Regions from separate parts of the Mus musculus genome. Here region 2 is linked to region 1. A link is a loop called in an ENCODE intact Hi-C map of the cell type or tissue named here. Cell type or tissue: left cerebral cortex. All regions are shown on one strand. Links, peaks and the distances in the headings refer to the core of each region. The heading gives the core; the rest is flanking DNA. Region 1 has its middle 45 kb from the start of Gpam. Region 2 overlaps Gm31301 (a long non-coding RNA gene).

The links. Hi-C counts contacts between places; a loop is a spot of excess contacts. Peaks named below come from ENCODE experiments on the same cell type or tissue, not always from the same donor. Only the 100,000 strongest peaks of a DNase experiment are listed, where the experiment ranks them.
Region 2: it touches region 1 in a loop (2.6-fold over the local background); 3 of 42 quality-filtered maps call a loop at or near these places.

The regions. Positions count from the first base shown.
Region 1 is chr19:55,047,616-55,060,584 of GRCm38, forward strand. No RefSeq gene overlaps it. Among named protein-coding and RNA genes, the nearest start is that of Gpam, 45 kb to the right of the region's middle. In left cerebral cortex, for the core only: no CTCF peak of the experiment used is centred there; a DNase peak (open chromatin) is centred at 5,733.
Region 2 is chr19:54,526,450-54,539,418 of GRCm38, forward strand. The region is part of intron 1 of Gm31301 (a long non-coding RNA gene); the gene reads left to right. Among named protein-coding and RNA genes, the nearest start is that of Gm31301, 67 kb to the left of the region's middle. In left cerebral cortex, for the core only: a CTCF peak has its summit at 7,608 (motif pointing left); a DNase peak (open chromatin) is centred at 7,613.

The DNA of each region.
Region 1 (12,969 bases), core at 1,600-9,599:
TCAATAAAACAACAGCAGCTCCAGCTCCTTGCTGTAGACCTCCTCGGAGAATCCATTTGCTTCAGTCTGTCACCTATAACAGAGCAGAGCTTATTACAGACACCTGGGAAATCATGTGCCTCAGTAGGATTCGTGACCAAAGCTCCTGGTCAAGGCTCACTAGCAAAACTGAATGAGCAATGGGCAATAATCTCTACAGTCTTGCTTGTACAGAGAAAGTAGGAAAGAGACAAAGAAAACAGTAAGAATTCAGTGGGTTTATTAGGGCAAGGGGAGTCTCTTAGGAAGACTTCAACATTGCACATAGAATCTTTCTCAAAGTGTCTACTTAGGGATAGTAAAATTCTACACAGAGCACCCCTGCTTCTGCAACAGTGGAAAGAACACCTAAGACAAAAAAGGATGGGGTAGTCAGATAATGGAGGTATTGGGAAATTGGGAGTGTTTTAATGAAGAGACAAAAATTTACTTTTAAGGATGCCATTATTGTAATTCTGCATGAAATCCAAACAGTGGGAGCCCTTTTCTTAATCCTGTGTTCTCCAGTCATTTGCAAGCTAAGCCACTCCAGAGATATAAATGTCATTCAAGAAGTTACTCCCGAGATCGTGACACCATTGGGGTGATAGATTATGATGCCAAGAGCTAAATGCAGAAAGTCTTCTACCGATGAAACAGAAAGCACAGTAAATACTACATAAATACCACATATTGCGTTAATCAGTCGATCAATCGATGTCAAGTGCTAGACAAAGCCCTGTGGATCTCCATGATAAACTGTGGCTTAAAAACCAAAATCAGGAAGAATCCATTGAAGGACGGCTTTCTACATGGCCCGCATCTGCTTTGAACACATAATTCTCCAAACTCAAAGTCAGACACAGGTGACATTTAAAGAAGAAAGATGTTGCAATTTCCAGACAGGGAAGTATTTGTCTTTCTCTAATTAAACTTAGTCACTGCATTGAAATAAAGCCATAGCTGGGCCACAGTGCTTGTATTTCACTTACAGCTAGGCTGTGCAGTAAGGATAATGTTGCTGAGAACAAGCTCATTGCCAACAGGCCAATCACCATTCCTTTTAAAACAAGCTCATTGCCAACAGGCCAATCACCATTACTTTTAGAAAAGTCACTGCTGCGACCACCAATGTTTGCTGTAACTAACAGCAAATTAGATGGTGACACTTCCTCTTTTATTTGAAACAAAATCTTGCTATGCAGCCCAGGGTTGCCTAAATCTTACAATCATCCTGCCTCGGTCATCCACGAGCTGAAGTTACAGGTGTACACCACTACACTCAGAGACTTAACCCAAGAACTTTCAATAAGACAAGAGGCTATGCACTTTGTAGCACACACATTTCTTGAGTACTTGTTTCAATTTTTGAAAGATTTGGGTGACCAACCAGGGGGCATTCAGGAGCTGGACTTAAGCCCCCTACACATTTGCAGGTTGGTCTTCACGTGGGATCCCTAACAAGGGGAACCAGAGCTGTCTCGGTCTCTGTTCCCTGCCATTAGGTCCCCCTTCCCCCTGCCTGGACTGCTTGCTTGGGCCTCTGTGGAAGAGGATATGCCTAGTCCTGCTGGAGTAGACATTCCAGGGTGGGGTGGTACCCAAAGGGGGCTCCCCCTTCTCTGAGGAGAGGGGAGGGAACCACATGGGTGGAAGGATTTGTATAACTTTAATTTTTTCAAAGCCTACTTTTAATGATGGTTCTTAAACACTTTAACCTCCCTTCTAGCCCACCACCCACCAGAGGTAGTGTAAAAGAAAGGATATTATGATATGGGGTAAGTGAACCTCGGTTCACAAGTCAGCAGCTGGATCCACTCAAACCCTTCACGAATATGCCACAGTTTAGTTCAGTGGTGTCGGGAGAGCAGCGGTGGTAGCAGAATCTAGCAGGAACAGCTAGGCTTCAGCCAAAATGGCATGAGTCAGCAGGAGGGACCAGGACCAACAGGAAAGCCGTGAAAGGTTCTCTGTAGTGCCTCTCTCAGAGAAGACTCAAGACCAACAAAACATTGCAAAGCTAGCTATATAAGCCAGCGCCTGTCACAACCCCTTGAGTTCTACTTATACTCCTTCCAAACATCACCTGTCCTCCACCGATCTTGCCTCACCACGTGTCTTGCCTCAGCACATGAGTCCGTCTTGGCAAAACTCCACTTGAGTCTGTTTCAGCTGACATCACTCCACCAATTGGCCGGAGTCTGAGGAAGCTGCAAAAAGCCGCAGTTTTTGATGTGTTTCTCTCTATGGAGTCCTGACAAATGCAGCTCAACTATGCAGTGTAAGGCGAATCAATAAATGCATGTCATTAGAAAAACAATCCTTCATCACATGTTTTTTTTTTTTTCACGTTCTTGCTTTAGCAAAACATCCTTTCACCTGTGTCTGCTTCAGGAAAACTCCTTCATGTGTTTGCCCCATCAAAACACCATCTAATACAACTGACTTTCCAAAGAATCCATAAGTTTTTACTTAAGATTTGTAAGTGGAGGACTGGGAGGAGAGGAGGGAAGGAGGGAGGGAGGGAGGCTCTGATCAGGAGGGCAAATGAATTTTAAAAAAATAAAATAAAATAAAACATTATCATACAACTATTCAGGATGTTTTCCCATAAATAAGCAAAATCACAATTCCAGAATGCGATGCTAAGGAACTGAGAACTTAGTGTGCCCAGGACTCCTTGTTTCCAGCATCCTTTGTAAGTGTGCCCAGGACTCCATGCTCCTCTGCACTGAGGTTCAGAGCACTCTCCACTTATTCCCAGTCACACCATCCATAGGCAACAGCTCCATTAGTCTACAAACATTCACTGAGACACAGTGGTGAACGGTGGACCCATTAGAAGTCTGCTATCTCTCCCCTGTTCTGCTATTCTAGAAACTGAAGAGTTTCAACATATCCTCACCAGGCTTCATTCTGTTTCATAAACACAAGCAAGGACACACTTAGCATCACCGGCCCGGGATGAAGACATGAGTCAGAGTAGCCTGTGGGTTCAAAGTACACTGAGAGTGCACTGATGGTCTCCATGTGCCAGGAGACTTATACAGACCACTCTGTCCAACTCTGAGAGTAGCCTGGGAAGCAGGCATTGTAACTTCCACACTTTCAAGACAGAAATGGGGGCTTGGTGACGTCTCCAGACACCATCGATCATACAGAGAATACATGGGGGTGGGAAGTGTAGAGGGGTTATCTGCAGGAACTCTCTACTTTGGCCTTGATGCAGTAGAGTCTTACAAGGGGGAGGATAAAGACTGGAGAAAGAAAGCAGCAAGTGTTTAGTTGGCATAGTTTTTTTAAATATTTTATTGGGTTTTTATACCTTTTTCTTCTCTTCCAACCCTTATTCCACGCTAATCCCTTTCAAACCCCGCCCCCGTCACTAAGATAGGAAAGAAAGAAGGTTAAAGGGGAAGGGGGCATCGTATTTCTTGGAGCAAGTCCAATCTTCATCATCAGGATCACTCCAACTTCTCAGCAAGCCGTAACTGCAACCAGGACCAACAAGGATCAGCAAGGACCAGCCAGGACCAGCAAGGGCCAGCAAGGGCCAGCAACAGCCTCTTTCTTCTTTGGAATGCCTCCCACCCTTCTCCGGGTTCTGGCATTTATTTCCTCTCCAAAGTTCCGAGGATTAAACTATCTGCAGTTGACAAAAATGACAGCCCTCCTAGAGCATGAGACAACCATAGCTAACAGCTGTGGACAAACTGAAGCAGCCCCATACCCCACCCCTGGGATTAAAACGTAACATAACTGATTTTTTTTGAAGAAATCAAAACTCCCACTACAGTATTTCAGACAGGAGCTGAGCCTAGAGCCAAGTCCAATGGAGAGGTGTGCACAGGATGAGCAGTAAGACCATGCCCTCCCATGAGACTTCTGGATGAGGGCTGGAGCCGTGAGCTGCACCTGTCCACTGAGCTAGGAAACAGAGAACCAACTTAACACTCTGGGATTATCTGATGTGCAGAGGAAAACAGCTCAGGCAGTAAGACACTTGGTTTTATAACATGTTCAGTGTCCAGTGAAAATGCTGGCTGTGGTGTCAAATGCGTGTGATCCCTGCACTGGAGAGCGGACACGGGTGATTCTGAGGCTGATGGGCAGCCAGCCTAGCCTACTTGGTGAGCAGCATTTCCCACTAAAATGGTGAACAGCTCCTGAAAAAGGACCCCCAAGGTTATCCTCTGGTCTCTACACACACTCACTCACACACAAACACACACACACCTGAATGCACACACTCACTCACACACAAACACACACACACCTGAATGCACACACTCACTCACACACAAACACACACACACCTGAATGCACACACACACACATGCACACATATGCACAAAAAGAAAACAGTAATAGTCTGGTCACAGGATAGAAGATGGACCAGAGGACTGGGTGATAAAGGAAGCCAAACAGACTAGGTTGTGGCATTCAGTGCTGAGGGAGGGACCAGGGTCTTTTGATGCAGGAGCCTGTGTGATGTCAGACTCTAGAAAGGACATACAGAAGGGAACAAGAGGAGGAGGGGAGGGGAAGGCCACAAGATCATCTTTGAGTTAGTGGACTGTCAGGCTCTGTGGAGCATCTAAGTGGAGGCATATCTAATAGGCTGATGGATGAAGAGGCAGCACACACCAAACACAGTGATGGGGAAAACCAAGGACAGAAGTGCCCTAGCTTCCTGGTGTGCGATGGTGGGGAACCTGTGCTGTGTCCCTGGCTGAGAAACCTTGAAGATGTGGGAGCAAAGGGAAGTGAACGTTCTCAGTATCACCCCCTCGGGAGCAGCAAAGAGTCCCTTCTCCCAGCCACACTTTGCTCTCCCAGTGGATGGTATTCGACCTTCAAGATTGTCGCCGAGGATGCCCTGTCCATTTGGTCTTTGCTCCTTCAACAAAAAGGGCAGTAGGATAAGTAATTTTATTTCATTGGTCCTGACCATCTGAAGCAAGCGGTGACAGGGTAACCTAATTCTTAGACAGAGACAGAGATAGAGGGGTGTGTGTGCGCGTGTGTGCGTGTGTGCATGTGTGTGTGTGTGTGTGTCCCCGCAAATGGGAATCTAAATGTGAACCTAGGAAAAGGTCACAGGGTGTTCCTGTGGCCATTTAGTCATTGATAACTCCACGCCTCCCTACAGATTTTTTGTCCAGATATTCTGTTGTTTACAATCACACATGTGATTGTTTACGTGACATTTGACTTCCTGTTCTGCTCAAGCCTCTTTGTGTAACTACAGCATACTAGCTGACATTTAAAATTTAGTAAAAGATTTTTCAACACCCACTGTGTGTCAGGCACCAGGCTCAATCCTAGGGATGTGAGCTGCTGGGACCTGATTCTTACCGTTGGTTGTTTACAGCCGGTGACGGTTCCGTTATTGTCTTCTTGGTTAACTAGGACTTGGTTCCTACTGTCAGGTTGTTTACAGCCAGTGACGGCTCAGTTATTATCTTCTTGGTTAACTAGGACTTGTCAGGTTGTTTATAGCCAGTGACAGCTCAGTTATTATCTTCTTGGTAAACTAAGGACATTTCTGATTCTGATTCTGTTTCAGAGAAACTTCCCTGGTCTCTCTGCACCAAGCCCTGAAGAGTCTCGCTCTAAAGCCAGACACCCCAGGAAGAGGAAGCTCCCACAAGACACCTGCTGTAGACTGAGCCACCCTGCCACCATCTTGATGAGATCTGCTGTGTCTATTTTAGAGTTTGTCATGACTGCTGGCGTGTTGGCATGATGTGGAGTGTTGACATTCCTCACAGAAGAAGTACGTGGGCAGAGTCATTGGATCCTCACTTCAGCTTCCAGACAGTCTTCCCCATCATTTTGAAGAGATTCCACCCTAATTACATGTGCTCTCAGGGTCTCCAGAAGGTGTCACAGCACGTGCTGGGAAGGCTAATGGAGAGGAGACCCACTCCATCTCTGTGGCTATAGGGAAACCAAAGCCCACACGGTGTGACCTTTCCACCACGGCTACTTTGGGCTCACAAATACACCTGTACTTAACCTCTTCCCCGTGCTCCTTGTGAGTGTTCCCAATAAATGGATCAGTGGAACTGAATTTTGGCTTGTCAGCATGACCTCAGAGGAACAGATAGATGTTCGCATTCCCCCAGGGGAGTGAGGGATTAGCAAGAGCTTCACACAAGGTAGAAGTCAAAATGTTTAATGCACTTTAAATTGATCTTACAGGTGATTATGGGTGGTATCCATTTCAATTCTTAAGCAAGAGGGTGTCCTTATTCCTTTACAAGTCTCCTTTGCTACTGTTTTCCTTTGGGCTTTGTGATGTTTCACCTGTATCTATCCATACATGTATCTGCCTACCTACTTACCAAACACACATATTATATGTGTGTATATGTATATGTATATGTATAGGTATATGTATATACATATATATGTATATGTGTGTGTTTATATATGTGTGTATATATAGTAGGTAGGCAGATACATGTATATATTTCTCTATTTCCCCAACCCTGACACACACCACACACACACACACACACACCACACACCATACACACACACACCACACACACACACCACACACACCATACACACACACACCACACACACATACACCACACGTTTTTTTTTAATAGGTTCTTACTGTGTAGCTCTGGTTGGGCTGGAGTTCAATTCACCTATTTTAAAAGATACTGCATAATGATTTTTCATATTTATCTGAATTATACAATCATAATCACTCTAATTTCAGAACTGTTTTGATATTGTCAAGAAAGACCCCATATACAAAGCAGATGTAGTCCTTTCTTCCTTCTTTCCACACATTGAATATAGCTGATCTACATATGTCTGTCTGTCTACATAGATTTTTTTTTCCCACAGTGGATATTTTATAAGATAGAATCCTACATTTCATTTGTCTTTTTTTTTTAACCAAGATTTGCAATTACAGAGAATAATATATTTAAAGTTTACTCATGTTATAGAATCTATCAATAATTTCTTGTAAAGGCTAGCTACTATTCTATTGCTGGGCTAGAGCACATTTTGTTGATTTATTCATGGACAATGACTTTGTGTGGGCTTGTTTCCTCTTTGGCTATGATGAATAATGCTGCCATGAACAGCCATCTATATGTTGTCTATATACCTAGGTCTAAATTGCTGGGTGATAACCCAAATGTGCCCACTCTTTTAATTTATCTTCTGTTTGTTTGAATATTAACCCTATATCTAATACATGGGTTGTGGATATTTTATCACACCCCATAGGTCACCTTTGACCCAGTTTTCCAACAGTAATTTTTGGTGCACCAGTTCCTTCTCCATGACTGTCCTTGATATCCATAAAGATCAACTGACCATATCATGAATGTATTGCTCGACTCTTCCGTCCCATCTGTCTACTTGTCTGTTCTTCTGCCAGCATCAGGCTATTATTATTTAACCTTTTGGGGAACAACAAGACTGTTTTCAAAGACACAGGACTCTTTGTAATTCCTCCAAGAAATGTGTGGGGTTTGTGTTTTCTCCTTACCCTTCAGCACTGGTCCATCTTTTTGTTGTAACTCTCCCAGGAGGAATGAAGTGGAACCTCACTGTGCTGTCGATGTAAATTTCCCTGCTGGCTAATGACCCCGTGGCATTGTGATGCTAAAAGTTCTGAGGTGTGTTTCATATCTTATTTGTTCCCTACATTAAAATAAAAAACTGTCTTCTTAGAACTTACCAATATAAAACTGATCTATTAGATCTATCGGGCCCCTTTGATATCAGGGAGGGGAGGGGATCATTAATGATGTAGTCGATATAAGTTGTGTATGGAATATGCTCATGTTCTTAGGATTCCAGAAAGAAAGAAACCACAAGTACCCTTAACGTTCTGTCCTTTAGAGAGGGTCAGGCCAAGACCCCATTTAAGCAGGAACTCATTTTTCTAAACAACAAGAAAAATGGAAATTGAGAGGAGCAAAATATAATATTGTGAATAGACCTAGGGTAGATCTAGACTGGAGTTTCAAAGGGTCCTGCATGCTAGACTAGAGATCAGATCACAGGGAAGTCTCTGAGGCTGTAAACCCAAAAGCAAATAAGGATACAGAGCATGTTCAACCTGCAGCCGGGGAAGCTGCAAATCAGGTGTCACCACAGGCATGACCATGACCTCTGTTCCAGGGCACAACGCTATGTGCCATCTTCTCCCAACTTTCAGATAGCCTTCCTGCCCATGAGGTTAGTGTGACTCATCATGCATCATAAGAAATTACAGAAGCCACCAGCTAGATGGCGGAGAACTTAGAGGAGGCTCCGAAACACACAGTTTAAAGGCCTAATGCTCAACTCTGCGATTTATTTATATGTGGCCTTTATCATTAAGCCCAAGTTTTAAAAAAGTTAAAAGTCACTGTTTAAGATGAGACTTGTCATTGAACGGATTGCCAATTTATGCTGAGTCAGCATGCACGTTCCCAGGAACCCTTGCCCTCCCTTGTCACATTTGGGGCACAGTGTTCCATTGTTGATGTTGTACTCACACTGGATCACATGGGCAATCTTTACAGAACATCGATGCCTTGCCGCTGCCACCCAGAATCCCTTTGCATCAGTTTCAAGCTACAGCCTGAACGTCAAATGTTGAAAACCTCTCCAGATAAACCAGGCTCAGGACAACTTAAAAAGGATGCAGTGAAACCCAGTCAGAACATCTTTAAGATGGAAATACGTTTTCATGCCAACTACCAATCCAGCTCGTCACTGCTCAACGCTGCACTTCCTGAAGGATCACCAAACCTAACCACTCGCCCACAGTCAACCTTAGAGAAGCAAACTTCAAAAGCTCAGGCATAAAACCCTGCCACCTTGCCTGGCAGCTCACCCTAAACCTGGGCGATTTAAATGTTCTCTACAAGTATGAAATTCACCAAAGTAATGAACAAACTCCAGAGGTGGTGGGGTCTGAACCTCTCATTTTACAGATGAGAAATCTGAGGCACAGAACAGCATCTTCAGTCCTGACGGAGAGCCTGAGTGTCCTCTCTCTGCTGCCTTTGAGCAAAGGATGTTTGGGGGCGGGGGGTGGGGGGATGGAGATGCACCTGTGGTCAAAAGTTCATCACCAAAATGTTTGTTGTTCAGGAGATTGAAAGTTTCCACGCCAACCCAGCAAGGCCAGGTGGCTTCCATTCCTTCAGTTCACGTTCATCTGATTAAGGGTAGGTACAGTAATTAGAAGCAGGCAAGGACCCAGGAAATGAAAACCTCTAATACAATTCTGTGTGGAGGGGTCAGCATCCACCATGGCAAGCAGCTGGGACTCACGGTCTGGCCTGAGGGAAGCAGAAGGAAGCGCATTCCACGCGTAGGAAAAGCAGTTTAAAGACAGATTCCCCCCAGGTCTCAGTGTTACAGCCCATTCTGGATAGTGAATGCCAGCTCGGAGCCAGACGTCATCCAACCTGGGAATGACAAGGGCTGTGCAAAACTCACTGTGCACGCTTGCTTGCTTCCCTGAGTAGATACCAAGTGCCTTGTCTTTACATTATCCTTTATAATCCTTGAAGCCACTCTATGGAGGTAGTGCGTACCCCCATTTGGCAAAAGAAGTAACTGAGGTTTAGAATGGCTGAGTTGTCACCTGTCTGCACCCAAATCCCACCGGCAGGAGTAAGGCCAAGACTAAAAGCCACACCCATCTGGAACCAGAGTTCTAGCATCTCCTATACCACACCATCTACCCCTTTCCACATCAGCAACCTTGGCTCTTAAAGAAGATCAGCCTCATCCTGACAGGTGAGAATGCACAGGAGCACCAGGGTCCATTAGAACAGATGCTGGACAGAGCAGAGTGAGCAATGGAATGCGGGCTGTGCCTTACTAAATGCATGGCCCTCTCTGCGGCTAGGAATGTGCTCAGAGAGTGAGCGCAGCCATCCCAGATGCTGCAGACCCAGGCCTCTGCGGTGTTGTGGCCCACTACAAGGAGACCCCAGGTCCATAGCTACTTTTGAACCATCTGGCTCAGTTGCCTGTTACACTGCCACGTCAGCCAAGCACAGGGCCTCCAGCAGACACAGTTTAGCGAGTTCACAGCTCAGTGATTCTCTAGATGAATTATCTGCACTCTAGTGCCAGATTTTCCCCAAAACCAGCTGCAGGTGGCTTCTCCTGGTTGCCATCTGTCTTGTCAATAGGACATGATATATAGATCACCATTTTTCCCCTCTGGTACCCACCAGCTGGGCTGTAGTATGTAGTAGTTGTGTAGTAGTTAGTAACTGATCTCTCTCTCTCTCTCTCTCTCTCTCTCTCTCTCTCTCTCTCTCTCGCTCTCTCTCTTCAGTCTGTGTCTTGACCAAACCTTAATGAAGGAAGGATTTGCTCTGGCTCAGTCTATGGTCCATCACTGGAGAAAGGCTGGAGTGTGAGGTAGCTAGCCACATCCTGTCTTTAGTCAAGAAGAAGAGAGAGATGAATGCTAGTCCTGTGTGTTTGCTTTCTTTCTGTCTCTTTTTATTAGTCTTAGGTCCCCAGTTCACAGGATGGTGGCATCTAAATTCAGTGTACGTCTTTCTCAGTTAGATCTCTGTGGAAACATCCTAGCAGGGCACCTCCCCCCAACCCCCAGGTAACTCTCAATCTAGTGACATTGGTATCGGCATTAACCAGTGCATACCCCTGGGTCCTTCCCTACCTCTGCATTCCATTCCAAACTTTCTCATTGGTTCAAAACTTCATAGTCTTTGTGACTCTTTTTAAGCCTAACCTCCTTTGCTCTGCCTGTCACATACACAATTCAAGGTTGGAATGCTGTTTTGTCTATGGGGTTGGGGGAGAACAGTAGAATTCTACCTCCTGAGTGAGACCAGCTTCTGTTGCCCTAAGGTTTTCCAGGAACCTCAGGAGACACTTTTGAGTTATTGATTGCCTGTCTTGGACAAGAAGCCTAGAAGAGAAGCCAGAGAGCACAGAGCAAAGGCTTTTGGAAGTGACCAAAGGTGTGGAGAATCACTCTCAGACACAAATATATGCAAACACACACACACACACACAAACACACACACACACACATACACACCCACACACACATGCTACTCAGCAGGCTGCCCTTTGATTTGTGCTTCCAGATACCACACTCCAAAACCTCCAACCAGAATGTGTTCAAGCCTCAAGGATCACACTCACCAGGTTACCAAAAATACAGGGTGCACTGACAGCTCGGGAGAAAGTCAAAGACTAACCACATCTTTGTCTGTATCCTAACTTGGACGGACTCTTTAAAAGGGGAGAAGGTAACTGAACATTGAACATTGGCTGGAATTAATGCACATGTTTTAGAAGTGATCATGGGACTTGGTTCTTTCTTTAAAAGTCCCATCATCCTCCACAGCTTGAAATATTTATGGGTGAAATGATAGGATATGGGAGATTATCTTGGAGACCGTCCAGAGGTGGGAGAGAGGCAGGGTATAGCTGGGAGGAAACTGAGCTCGGTTTGCCAATAGTTGGCGCCCATGACTGGACTGAGGAACCTGGCAACAAGATACTGCTCTTACCACTCTGATACCTGTTTGGAGCTTCCCATGATGAACAGGATCTTTTTTTTTTTTTTTTTTTTTAAGGGAAGAAGTAAAAAGTCTCAGCCCAGGAAGACTCCAGACTGAAACATTCCCACTCTCTCCAAGACTGTCTCAGAAGCAAGGAACAGTGCTTCCTGCTTCCCAGGACAAGCAGCTGATAAGGTCACCGTATTCATGGTCTACTAGCTATAGACTTCCTGAGAGGTGGGGTTACCTGAAGCTGTGTGGATTTGTCACATAGCCTGGGCATCCCCTTGAGTGCCCTCCCCAGCCTCTAGACTGCACTATGTCCAGCAAATATGTTTGGCTGGCTAGAAAAATGAATGGCAAACTCCTAGCCCTTTGGGTACCATTTGCAGACATAATTCTTCAATATATAAGACAAAAGTCTACCTCTGTTGCTTCCTTGCTGTGTGGCTTGGAGCAAGAATCTTAACCTCTCTGATTCTCCTCTCATATAAATCATACTGGTAAATCGCCTCCTGGCTGCTGGCTTTCCTCATAGCTTTAGTTGCTGTTCCCTGGGAAGAGCAGATATGCACTGGTGGGAACCACCAAGGCAACTCCCTGGGTGTCCCTAAAGGCCCTCAGCTTCAAAGGTGCCAGCAATGTCAACCTTGGTACCTACTTCCTGGTGTTCCATGGTGGCACTGCACAAAGACTTCAGGTCCTGGGCAAGTTTCATCTCCAAGGTTCTTGTAGTGGAAAGCATCAGCCAGTGTCATTATAAAGCAAATATGTTAACATTTCAGACTAACCTACTACCAAACCAAACCAGAGAGGGGTATTGGGGACCCAGGGCTGCTGCAGGAAGCAGGGTGCCTGACCACAGTAGACAGAAGTTTCATCTACTGCAGGAAGAAGATCCAGTCTGGCTGCAGTGGCTTTGACAAGCAGGTCTGCCAGCTGATGCCTCACACAAGACCATGGTACAGCCCTGAGCAGAGGACAGCCTATATAAAGTCAGTCCTCCAGAGCCCCTCCAACCTCAGTCTCTACAGTGTATAACACCTGTCTATACCTACCACTGACGATGCTTGCAAGGACCCTGAATGGACCTTAGGATCCTGTGGAAAGGCCAGAAAAGCTGTGGCTGAATAGCCTCTGAACAGGCTTGCAACTGTCCCTCACTGGTGTCCCTGACTCCTCCAAAAAGCTCGGCAGAGGACAACTGAAGGCCAAGCTGAGTCCAGTTTCCTGGCCTAGAATAGCCTAGCAGAAGGAACGGGCTCAGAAAGCTGGAGAGAGCCATCATTACCTATCATAGCCTGGTTCCGGAACACCCGGGCTGAGTGGAGGTGCTGAGCTCTGAGAGATGGATCAAGCTAGGCCTGGAGGGATTAAAGAAGGAACACAGGCCAACACCACAGCTCTGCTGGTAAAGCCA
Region 2 (12,969 bases), core at 2,815-10,814, 520 kb before region 1:
TCTAAGAGCCCATTCCCCCAATAATCACCCTTAGTGCCCAAATTAGTAGTAGTGTGGAAGAGAAGCAGAAATAATAGAATCTATGTATGTAGACTGTATGTGGAGAGAAGTCATGGAAAGCCTTAGTTCTTATGATTAAGAAAACTAACAAAAATTTAAAAATGGCTTTTCTGATTAAGAAAACTAAGAAGTTTTTGGAAACCATGAAGAGCTAGCTATACCGGGTCAGTCCAGTTGTCTAGACAACCTATAGCACACCAACACAAGTGCATAGAATACTTCTACGTCAGTGGTTAACAAGAGACAAGCAGAGGGACAATATAGAGGATATGTTATATGCTAATCAAATTGATGAGTATAATGTAACAGACTTTTGTCTCTAATGTTCCTGGGCAAAGTAGGGAAAGAAAGCGTGGTTAGACTTATCACAAGTAAGGTCTCTGGATACCCCGAATTCCCAAGCACTTGGGACAGTGAAGGAACTCCGGTGTGATTTGATGAATGCTCATGGACTTGGGTTCAAGACTAAGTAGCCTCTTGTGGGAGCAGAAATTCTACTTGCTACAGGCAGGGAAGACTGACCATTGTGACAGGGAGCCCAGGACAGAAGTCACCAGACTTCATGGTTCTCAGTGATCTGGATAGTAAGAGGCCCAGGGAAATTCAGCCTTGAGTAGGCCCGGAGTCTAGGAGGTCAAGCATCTCCCATTTTTCTTTGGGTTTCTGGAGAAGTAGAAGGAGCTAATTGAGTTCCATGCTGCCTTGGGCCAGTCCTTTTCTACAATCAGTGCTCCAGATCATTTGATTCTATTAAGATTTGCATCACATCAAATAATGTAACTTTTGTAAGGCATTAACAGGAGCCTTCCATGCAGTGATGCCTGCTGCTCTTCACTGTATAGAGAAGGAGTTAGGTTCCAGTTGTGTTACAATGCCCACTTCCTCTGAACCAGAGGAAGCTTATGAAAATTACACAGGAAAAGAAGGTCTAAAAGAAAGTACCATTGTACAGATTTGCCCATTGGGCTATAAGGTGTCCAGATCCATACTACACAAAGAACTGCAAGGAACTATGAAATACTAAGAGTGAGAGAAATGGCCTTTCCCACAGAAGAGCACACCAATAGGTTACCCAATAGCAAATGATTAGACCTGAAAACATATACATAAGTAACCTGCAGACTGGCCAGTGTATTTATGTATTTAGGAATATATAGTATATACACATACATATATGCATGTAATAATTAATTTTTAAAGGAGGCCATGATTATGGATCAGACGAAGGAGGGTTATTTGGGAAGGCTTGGAAGGGGGAAAAGGATGTGGGGAATAATTTAATTATTGTATGACCTCAAAAATAACAGAAATGATCTTTAAGGAAATATCTCATAAAACAATTCATACTCTTGTACTCAGTGTTATGCAGAACTGAGAACAGGTAGAACATGTGGATTCTTGGCATCCAGGGATTGCTGTGGCTCAGCAAAAACCAGAAATCAGGACCTAGTCTGACGTTTAGCCAGTGAATAAATCCCTTACTAATGCTCAATTCAGTGGTCGGGAGCCACCTCCCTCTAGGAACTGTTAAACTACAGCACTCTTCCTGTTCTAGGGTTATGGTATATATTCTAAGTAAGAAAGCATGGCTGCTTCTTCCTAGAGCTGGAGCCACTTCCCAAGCCTTTCCATGCATCCCAGAGGAGCAAAGAGGAAATGCTTTGGAAAGAGCACAAGACTTGGATCCTCAGCATCTGTGGACCCTTGCGGTGATGCTTTGTCTTCTAATAAAATAATCCCATCACTCATTTGTTGAGAATGCCTGTCTTAGATGCCTGGGGGCTATAGCCCTGTATTTTCATCATGCATTTTAACCATATAAGAGAGACAGAATAGTAAATGCCCACATTCTTCATCCAGCTTCAATCGTTGTCTTGACTTAGCCCACTGTTTTTTATATATGAGGCTCCCCTTTCAACTAATTATTTCCAAGCAAATCTCAGACCTCATGTCTTATGCTTCAGCGTGCATTTTTATAAAATACAGATATTCTCTCTAGTGACAAAAATGTCATTGCAAACTCTTACAAAATTAACAACAATTCATGATTTCTTTATCCATTATTCCCATATTTTCAGACTGTATAAGAAAATACAAGTTTACAACTGACTGGATCCAAATGGTCCCTACATATAATCTGCGCACTGGCTAACTCTCTTTGGGTCCTTTAATATAGCACAACGATGATCCTATCCTCCTTTGTTCTGTTGTCTAGCTGAAGATAATGTTTTAGAAAATTCACATTCTTGATTTTTCCTGCTTATTTATCTGTGATGGAACTTTGCTTGTTTCTCTACCCTGTATGCTCCTCAGATGTTAAACTTTAGCTTTAAGGACTCAATTACCTGCATGCTTAGCTTTTCATACGAAGGACACTTCACACATAATGCTGTGTCTTCATTCGCATAACTACAATGTTGGGAATCCAATTAAGGGCCCTCCAAGTGGTACACAAGTTCTCAACAACTGAGCTAGAGATCCCCAGCCCAGCACCACAGATTTCATCGGGCTTTGATCAATAAAAATTTCTGGATACTTGTGTAGTACTCACACTTAAATCTAGCAGTGGGTTTAGATGGGAGGGATCTTACCACCCAGAAGGACAGTGGGATGGGAAAAGCCAAGGGAGAAACAGGAGGGCACACAGGTGAATACAGTCACATTTCCTCATCTACCCTTTTGTCAGTGTGCATCTAGACTGACATCTATACTTAATATACTTAAAAGAAACTGTCACCATGAAACCCAGCACCATGTATACTGAATATAATATCCTTCCCTTCCAGAAGTGAATATTTTCCACATATTTTAGAATGTTCATTTAAAATGTCATTGATAATCTTTAATTATTTCATTAGCACTTACAAAATGGTGATTTTTCTAATTCTGACATTTCTTCAATCCTCCTACCTTTATTAACTGAAAATTTTCAATAAAGAGTTTTCTTCCTTAATGAGGACTACTTTGTCATATTACATAATGCTTGCCTGAGAAAGGGGGATGAAATATTTAATCATTTTTCACAACTGTCAATTTTCAGAGCGACAAGTTAATTCCGAGACTGATAATGAGCTAACTCTAGGCTTTTGTGTGAGTATGGTATTTTTTTTTCCTACCACATAACAAACCTGCATGCTTTTATTTATTATCTGAAATCTTTGTCAATTAACAGTTACTTGTTTTGATGTTCAGATGATCTTATCTTTGAGCACTGAGAGCCTTTGTGAGCTGGCTCATGTGTTCTTTTGATGTGACTCCTTACTGTGACACTGCATTTTTGTGATATGGTTTTAAAAGCAAAAGGTTCCCAGGCACATCTCACACCTTTCCTGACCTGATCTAGAGTTATAACGCTCTATTATTTCTCTGGATTTGTTTATTATACGTCAACTCTCCTGTTTTAGTTCAGTTCTGTTTCCATTTCAGTTATGTTGCTGGGATAAGACCTGGCAGAAAGCAAGAGAATATTTTAGCTTACAGATTTAGACTATAGTCCATCATTGTGGAGAAGTCAAGGCAGGAACATCAAACAATTAGTCACATCCACAGTCAAGAGAAGAAAGGAATGTGTGCACACGTGATCATGAGTTTCTTCCTACTGCTCAGCATGCCATCTTCATTATTACACTGGTCAGGACTCCATACCTAGGGAGTATGCTACCTACATTGGGTTGGGTCTTCCTACATTAATTAATTTAGAATCCTCATCATCAATATTTTGACATAATGCAAACAATCCTCATAAGACTGTCTTCCCAGGTGATTCTAGGTTGTGTCAAGTTGACAGTTGTAGTTCACTGTCATAGTGACTCTCCTGCCTCTCTCTATGCTGCATCAGGATTGCTTTCTGAATATTTTCATTGTGGGTTATATTTCTAGAGGTTCTAACGCTGACATGATGGCACATAGACATGCAGTACACCTTGCTGATACAGAAACCATCTGATCCAGCTATACCACCTCTTGCTGTATATACTGAAAGGATTCTAAGGTAGTACACTACAGAGATACTTGTATGTCTATGGTTATTGCTACACCACTCACAGAAGCCAAGATATGTGCCAGTCTAGATGCCCACTGACAGAAGGGTGGATAAGGAAATGTGACAACAGATCCATAATGGAGTTGTAGTCAATTATAAAGATAAGGAAGTGATGACAGTCATAGGAAAATTAACAGAACTCTAGAGATTCGTATGTTAAGATGAGCCAAGCCAGACTGAGAAAGACAAATATTACATGCTTTTTCTTCTCACATATAGAATTTAAACACATTCTCTCTCTCTCTCTCTCTCTCTCTCTCTCTCTCTCTCTCTCTCTCTCTCTCCCTCTCTCTCTCTCTCTCTCTCTCTCTCTCACACACACACACACACACACACACACACACACACAAACATGCACACACACACAAATACAAACACAGCAGGATAAGAAAGTATAAAGGAGACTATGAGAAGAAAAACGAAGTATACAGGGAAGGCTAGTGGAAATCAAGTTGGATAGTAGACTGAATATGTCATGAAAAGGGAGCTATTTTTAGAGAAGTAAGGGACAGCAAGAGTGGGTGGGGACAACTGAGTGAAAATATAATATAAACAAGGTGGGATGAGGTATGCATATGAGAATGTCAGAATGACACATCTTTATTTATACACTAAGAAGCTTCTGTTTGCAGTAATTGGTGATTATCAATCATCAAGACCCAGAATGGCTCATAGTACCAAGATGAAGAGCCTGAGGAAATAGTCAGCCTTAAATGGGATAGCTACATCATACCCTCACTTCTCAAGGATCAAGGATCATTGTGTAGGAGGGAGCAGAGAGGTAAGAGCCAGAAACACTGGAAGACCACAAGAAAATGGTTTTCTACACCAAGCATGGAAATTGCACACATGAACTTACAGCAGTTATACCAGCATGCACTGAACCTGCACAAACTTAAGCCAGACAAAATTCTAGGATAAAAAGGGAAGATGACACAAAGTCCCATCCCTAACTAAGAATCTATTGGGAATTGATAGCTAGTAGGAAAGAGAGACTCTGTTTTCCTTAAGTATATCCCTTCATAGACTGACCATGCTCCCATGGAAGGCTACTCACCCAAGATCATATGGGATGCACAAATTGGACTGAGATTTTTAAATGATGACAAACACGGGTTAGTAGGAAACTAGGTGTGGATCTAAGAGGAGTCGGGAGGGAAAGAGGTAAATTTGATCAAAACACATATTACAAAATAAATATGTAAACATGTAATTTTCAACTATATCTGCTTTGCACTTGAATACTTTTAGCTTCCTTAAGGTGGCACACAAGGCCCCACATCAATGGCATCACTGGTCTTCCTATCTTCAGTCTCTTTTCTCCTGCCTATCCTGCTTCATAGGCTTTTAACGTTCTTCTGATACCTAATGCCTCCCTGCCACTCAGACATCATCATGCTGCCACCTATTCCCTTCTTCCCTCTCCACTCTGCTCACTAAATTCCATTTCAGATTTGGCTCTTCATTTAAAAGGCTCTCTTCTAGAAGGCCTTGCATAAGTCATCCTGTGAGTAGTGTCTCCTGGGGAGTTGTGTTAGCAGAGAGGCTCTTGTTTCTTCTTTTACCTGGCTTTCAAGTTCCAAAGAAAACTCTATGTAACTGATTAACATATTAACTGCTGGGGCTTGAGAAACTATGAAATGGTTGAAAGCATTGGGTATTCTTCCAGAGGACCCAGGTTCAGTTCCCAGTACTCACATGGTGGCTTATAACCATCTGTGACTCCAGTTCCAAGGGATCCTCTCTCTCTCTCTCTCTTTTTTAATTAGGTATTTTCCTCGTTTACATTTTCAATGCTATCCCAAAGGTCCCCCATACCCACCCACCCCCACTCCCCTACCCACCCACTCCCCCTTTTTGGCCCTGGCGTTCCCCTGTACTGGGGCATATAAAGTTTGCAAGTCCAATGGGCCTCTCTTTCCAGTGATGGCCGACTAGGCCATCTTTTGATACATATGCAGCTAAAGACAAGAGCTCCCGGGTACTGGTTAGTTCATATTGTTGTTCCACCTATAGGGTTGCAGTTCCCTTTAGCTCCTTGGGTAATTTCTCTAGCTCCTCCATTGGGGGCCGTGTGACCCATCCAATAGCTGACTGTGATCATCCATTTCTGTGTTTGCTAGGCCCCGGCATAGTCTCACAAGAGAGAGCTATATCTGGGTCCTTTCAGCGAAATCTTGCTAGTGTATGCAATGGTGTCAGCATTTGGAAGCTGATTATGGGATGGATCCCTGCATATGGCAATCACTAGATGGTCCATCCTTTCTTAGAAATGGGAACAAAACACCCATAGAAGGAGTTACAGAGACAAAATTTGGAGCTGTGATGAAAGGATGGACCATCTCTCTCTCTCTCTCTCTCTCTCTCTCTCTCTCTCTCTCTCTCTGTGTGTGGATGTGTGTGTGTGTGTGTATCTATGTCATGTATATATGTATGATCTCTTGGAACTATTTTCTGTGTTTTTTAATCTATAAGCATATATTTTCTTCACGTTGAACTTGACTAAGCAAGTTATACATTTTTGGATTATTTGAATCACAAGTGTAGGGAATATATAGGAATTTTACAAATTCTGATACCACCCAAACATTACAGATACCCTTGTTAATTAATATTTATCAATTATTAATTCTATTAAGAATGATTATGCATTATTAATAAATATATGCTTGTAGATGGAATACCAGCTTTTATGTTGTGAGCATCCAGATAAGTAGCAGAGTTCCCCTGGACCTTCTTGTTACAGTTTTCCATGAAACTTGTTATTTAGCTGCCCCAGCATTTCTCACACTGGTGCTGTGTCAGTATGTATTTGTGTTAGTATTCTGCATGAGGCCGCGAGTTCTACTGGAGAAGAAAAGCTTCCCATGAAGCCCAGTGGTCTCCATCTTGCAGTAGGTATTCAGTCAGTAGGGGCTTATTCAACAGTATTAGATTCTTTATTAGTAGCTGTTGAAATTCTGGGAGAGAGGCACCATACTATGCATGCCTTTGTGTGTCCTTCTCAGCTTGTAGATTATTTGAGTCATTGTAAAGGATTTATAAAATGTTGGTTGAATGAGTAGTTATTGTTCCTAATCAAGGCATTTAGTTGCACTCACTATAAGAGTAAAGCATTTCCCAGCATACCCTACCTCTGTGCCCTGGATTCTGAGCATGAGGAAGTCTTCTTCCTGCTACCTCCTGGTACATCTGAATGTCCATGCTCACCTCTACCCCAGCAACCCTCAGCTCTATGTAATTCATTGCCAAAAGATTGGTGACTGTGAAGGTGGGCTTTGAAGCCTGCCGAACTTGGATCTGATTGCATTTCTTGCTGTGCAGCTAAGTCCAGTATTTGATCTCCTTGACTTTGTTCTAGGACTTTGGAAATGTTGGATCCAATTTTCACAAAACCTCTACCTCATCCTGAGTGGCATGGCTCTTAGGAAGCTGTGTAAGTACTGCTATGAGTCCTTTGCATCAGCCACTTAGTGACAGAAGAACTCATATCCATTCCATCCATAGCCAGGAGGGGAAGTCTAGTGCCACCTACTGCAAGCAAGACAAACTGTCTTCTTTATATAAGAAAATAAACATAGTCTATGATGGCAGTAATAAGGTGTGCATGTGTGTGTGTGTGTGTGTGTGTGTGTGTGTGTGTGTGTGTGTGTAGCATATGTATACTGTTTACACCTATATGTCACTGTATTCCTTTGAGAAAAGGTCCCTCACTCAATTCGAGGCTTACTGTTTTAGCATGACTATCTGGCCAGCAAGCCCTAGAAGTCTTCTTGTCTCTTCCCCCACCATCACTGGAGTTACACATGATACACAGACATACCCACCTTTACAGAAGGGTGCTGGGGTTAATGTCAGCTGTTTGTGCTTGAGTAGCAACCGTTCTTACTAACTGAGCCATCTCACCATCTCTGACAGATACAGTTGAAACTCTAATCAACTTTATTATGAACTTTTGGTGCATAGAGAACTATTCACTTCATTTATTTTAATTTAGGACAGAGCTCTCACAAGCATGAGTGAATCAGCAGATGTTGAATCAATCAATTACAACATCAGTGATAAAAGTGCTTAAAAACTAGGGCCATAGCTTCTTCCATATTTAATATATTGCTTTGGAAAATTCCATGTCCAGAAAAAAGGACTGACTGCTTGTGGAGTAGGATGGGGCAGGTCAGACTGGGGAAGTGCTTGGTGTCTCAACAGCCACCCATCTAGGGATGTGGTTTTAGGCCAGCGTTATTTTACTCGACGTTGGAATCAAGACAACCCACATTCAAATTCAAGCCTTGGCACTTAGAATCTGCGTAATTCTGGATAAATTGCACAATTCCCTGAGTCTTATATCCTTTATTTGTAAAGTAGAAAAATTATAAATACTAAAATACCAGGTTTATAAGGTTGATGCAAATAGATTGTTTAGTTCATGTGGTGGTTGACCTTGGTGTTCAAGTTGATGTGAGTTACAAGCACCATGACAACAAATCTCTGGCCATATCTGTGAGGGATTATTTAGATGAAGTTAATTGAGGTAGGAAGACCTCTACCCTTAGTGTGGGTGGTTCCATTCCATGGGCTGGAGTCCCAGACTGAATATAAAGGAGACAATGAGCTAGGCACAAGCATTCATTACTCTGCTCCTTGCCTGTGGATGCAGTGTGACCAGCTGCTTCACCTCCTACCTTCCCAGCTATGATGGACTGTGCCCTAAGCTATACAGCAGAATAAATGCCTCCTTTATTGAGTTGGTTTTGTCAGGAATTTTCCTGGGGAGCATGGGAATCAACTGAGAAGCATTGCTGGATAAATGGAAGTAACTCATAATTGAGGTGCTTTGGAGTGCCCACTTCCATATGAAACAGCTATCAAAGTGCCACTTTGATAGGATTTTCTCCATAAAGATGCAAAGGCACAGCTCAGGACAACCAGTATCTACACATCTATGTATAGAATGACTTATCTAGTCTCTAATAGAGCTGTAGGAAATGAAAGGGAAGATAGAAATGTCAGGAAGGACAGGGGAAGTGACGTTTGCTCTGGGACTTGAAGAATGAAGAGAAGTACAACCAAGATGAACAAGGAGGAATCAGAGCAAGAGAGAGACCTCAGAGGCCTCTAAGTAAAAGATGTTTGCAAGGGATATAGAATTGCCTGACGCAGGGCAAGTTATGGAATGTTAGATGGGATGAGGTTCAGTGCATACAAGGTCCTGAAAGAAGACACAGTGACTCAAGTCTAGCTGGCAAAGACAAGATTAGGGACAGATAATCTTCAGTAAGGGTCTTTAAGCAGGTATTGGGTGTTTTTGTCTTTCTACTGTCTATAGATTACATTTCTGTCAGTTTGACACAAGCTTGAGTCAAGAAAGAGGAAATCTTAACTGAGAAAATTCCCTCATCACATGGACCTGTATGGAAACCTGTGGGGCATTTTTTTTATTGATAATTGATGTGGGAGGGTCCACTGTAGGTGTTGCTGCTCCTGGCCAGGTAGTCCTAGATTGTATAAGAAATAAGACTGAGCACACCATGGAGAGCAAGCCAGTAATCAGCACTCCCCCACAGCCTCCGCTTCAGCTCCTTCCTCCAGACTCTTGCCTTGAGTTCCTGCCCTGAAAACATCTCAGGGATGAACAGTGATAGAAAATTTTAAGTGATGTAAACGCTTTCTTCCCCAAGTTACTTTTGCTCACCATGCAATAAAGAGGAAAGTGAGTCATTATTTTTCTAAATTCTGAAAACCAAAACCTAGTTCACCTTAGGACATGACTTCAACCTGAAGTTTATCTCCATGTGATTTTGATGGCCCTGATCACATAACCCCATGCTATTTCTTTTGCAAAGGTAGTCATTCGATCCACACTAATTGGTTTAATGTTTGGAATACAACTATGTAAGTTAGTACAACCAAAGAGTCAAACCCTAGGACTACTCAAAAAGCTGCATGTGTTAGTGACAAAGGCACACAATTAGGAGGAGCCAGAGGTTACCACACATCCAGTAAGGTGATAGAAAAAAAGAAAAGGAAGACATACATGGGAAGGGAAAAATTAAATACTCAATATGTAATTTTGGATTCAGCCATGCCTGATGAATGTTTCAATTCCTAAACTTCTCCTTTACTATATCTTCTGCTTTCCACTATGGTGGTTGACTTGCTATTGACCAACTGACCAATGAAACATGGATGATTGAAGTTGATAAAGAACATGGTGACACGCAGTTGTAATTCTAGCACCTAGGAAGTGAGGCAGAAGAATAGTTGAGGTTCAGGGGCCAGAGTGTCTAGTCCAATTGGTATGTCTCTGGGACCAGTGAGAGACCCTTTGTCAAAAAGTGAGGTAGATGGCTCCTGAGAAATAACACCCAAAGTTGACCTTTGGCGTCTATATGTACAAGATACAGGTACATCCATCCATGCAAATTCATACAGTACTGCTCTCTCTCTCTCTCTCTCTCTCTCTCTCTCTCTCTGTCTCTCTCCCTCTCCCTCCCCCTCTCCCTCTCTCTCTCTCTCTCTCTCTCTCTCTCTCTCTCTCTCTCTCTCTCACACACACACAGAGCATTTGCCTTTTCTAACCCATGGGGCTGCTTCACTGCTACACTTGAATTATTTGAAGTTATTAAGCTTTTCTCAGAAAAAAAAATGAAGGATTTCTCTTCCATAAATTAAGCCTTCAGAAATGAATGTGGTAATCCTGCAGAGGAAGAAAGCAATAGACTCCACAGGTAGGGAGAAAGCTACTGTAACTAATTTGCAGTTAACCTGTAGCAAATTGAATTTAAATCAATAGAGCATATAATTTTTTAGACAATAAGATCTAAAAAGCATCTGTATCGACTTTAAATCTGTTCCACAGCCTTGGCCTATGTTTCCGACTCCACACTGAATACCTAAGAAGAGGGAAAGAAAGAAGAAACGGCCCTTTCTACCCGACAGGTTTAATTCCAGGCCCCATATAGCACCCTATATAGAAATCAGCATGCCCTTGCATCAAGCCCACAGCTAGGCAGCTGCAGAGAGGGAGACCTGTTGCTCTGAAGGACGAAGCTGGAGGAGGGACAAGTGCTGGCATGTCTGTTCTCAGAAGCTCCTGCTAGGACCACACTGCTTCTCAGTTGACACACGTGTATGGGACGCACAGAATCACAGGCAACGTAAACAAATGTTCATGAAAGGCACAGCACAGCCTTTGTTGTTTCTTTTGTTTTGTTTTCCTTTCTTTTTTGTGAGGACAGAGTCAAGGAAAAGAAGTCAACTCCAGGAGACTTCATCATAAATTATGAAGCCTGAAGGCTCTGATTAAAAGGAAAATGCCCGTTCACAGTTGACCAGGACATACAGGAACACATGTTCTCTGTCTGCCTTCTGTATCTGCAATGGGAGAGGTGGATTCAAAGGTAGCTGAAAGACACCACCTACATTGCCTATTATAGAGTGGCTTAGTTAAGGCTTCTATTGCTATGGGGGAGGAAAGGGTTAGTTTGATTCATACTTCCTCAGCACTGCTCATCAATGAAAGAAGTCAGGACCAGTCCTCAAACAGGGCAGGTCCTGGAGGCAGGAGTAGATGCAGAATCCATGGAGGAGTGCTGCTTATAGGCTTGCATACCTTGCCTTCCTCAGCCTGGTTTCTAATATAACTTAGGACCACCAACCCAGGGATTGCCCTACACACAATGGGCTGGGCCCTCCTCCATCAATTAGTAATTAAGAAAATGCCCTACAACAGGATCTAATGGAGGCATTTTCTCAACTCAAGTTCCCTTTTTGGTTTGTTTGTTTTTTTTGTTTGTTTTGTGTAGGTAAGTCTTGCCTGTGTCAAGTTGACATAAAACTAGCCAGTGCACAGAGCAAAACTCTCTGGAATGTATTTTCTTTTTATTATACAGTATTATTATAACAGAAAAGCAGCTTTGTGGATTGTTATACTTTTTTTTTTAATTTTAGAATTTAACTACATCACTTCTGACTTCCTGTTCCTCCCTCTAGCCCCTCCCAAGTCCCCCTTCTTTCAATGTCTCTCATGTCCCTTTCTTCCAACCCCTTCCCTGTCCCCCCTAACTCCTTTTCAAATTAATGGCACTTTTCATTATAAATACAACAAAGCTGATTCTGGCTTTGATAGAACCTAGTGAGGAAACCCCCACTCAATTCCCAATCTGGTGTGCACCCAAAGAATCATGAATAGACCACCCTGATGTAATTACATGAGGTAGTTTAATGACGGAGCTCTGGACCAACATGCATCCCATACAGGAGATAACAGATGTCGGCCACGAGGCTCGAAAGCTAGGGGTTTTTATGGGGTAAGGGGCTTAGGGGTGTGGAATTCAGCATAGCGACACACTATTGGCTTATTCAAACATCAGCAGAAAAATTACATGTACGTGCAGGGTGTCAGAGTTCTGTGAGTTGTTGACTCAGTTCAGATAGCTCTATTATGTCCTCACATTCCTCTTTATCTTATGGTCAAGCTGTTCCCAGGAATGTTTTAACTATTGGGGCATACCCAGGTTTGTTTTTCTTTTTTCTCAGCCCCAGGCAGCCTCTAGGTTCACAAACAACCAGCAATTTCTGAGGACTTTATATGACTTACAGGTCTTGAAATTTCATCTTTCTTTCAGCTTGTGTGTATGAGATTTTCGTACTGACTACTTTGTCTTGGGTAACCAGCTAAGGGTCTCATCTCTGGGAGAGACTAACTCTTCTTTCTGCCTGTATTGCCTATAGTTCTTTGTCTAGGGGTGGAACCCCATGAGATTTGTCCTTTCTTGTTAGCATATCTATTTCTATAGTCATTGTTGGGTCTTCCTTGAGATATCATGGGTGTTATTGTTATTAAATAAAATATAAGAAAAATGTCC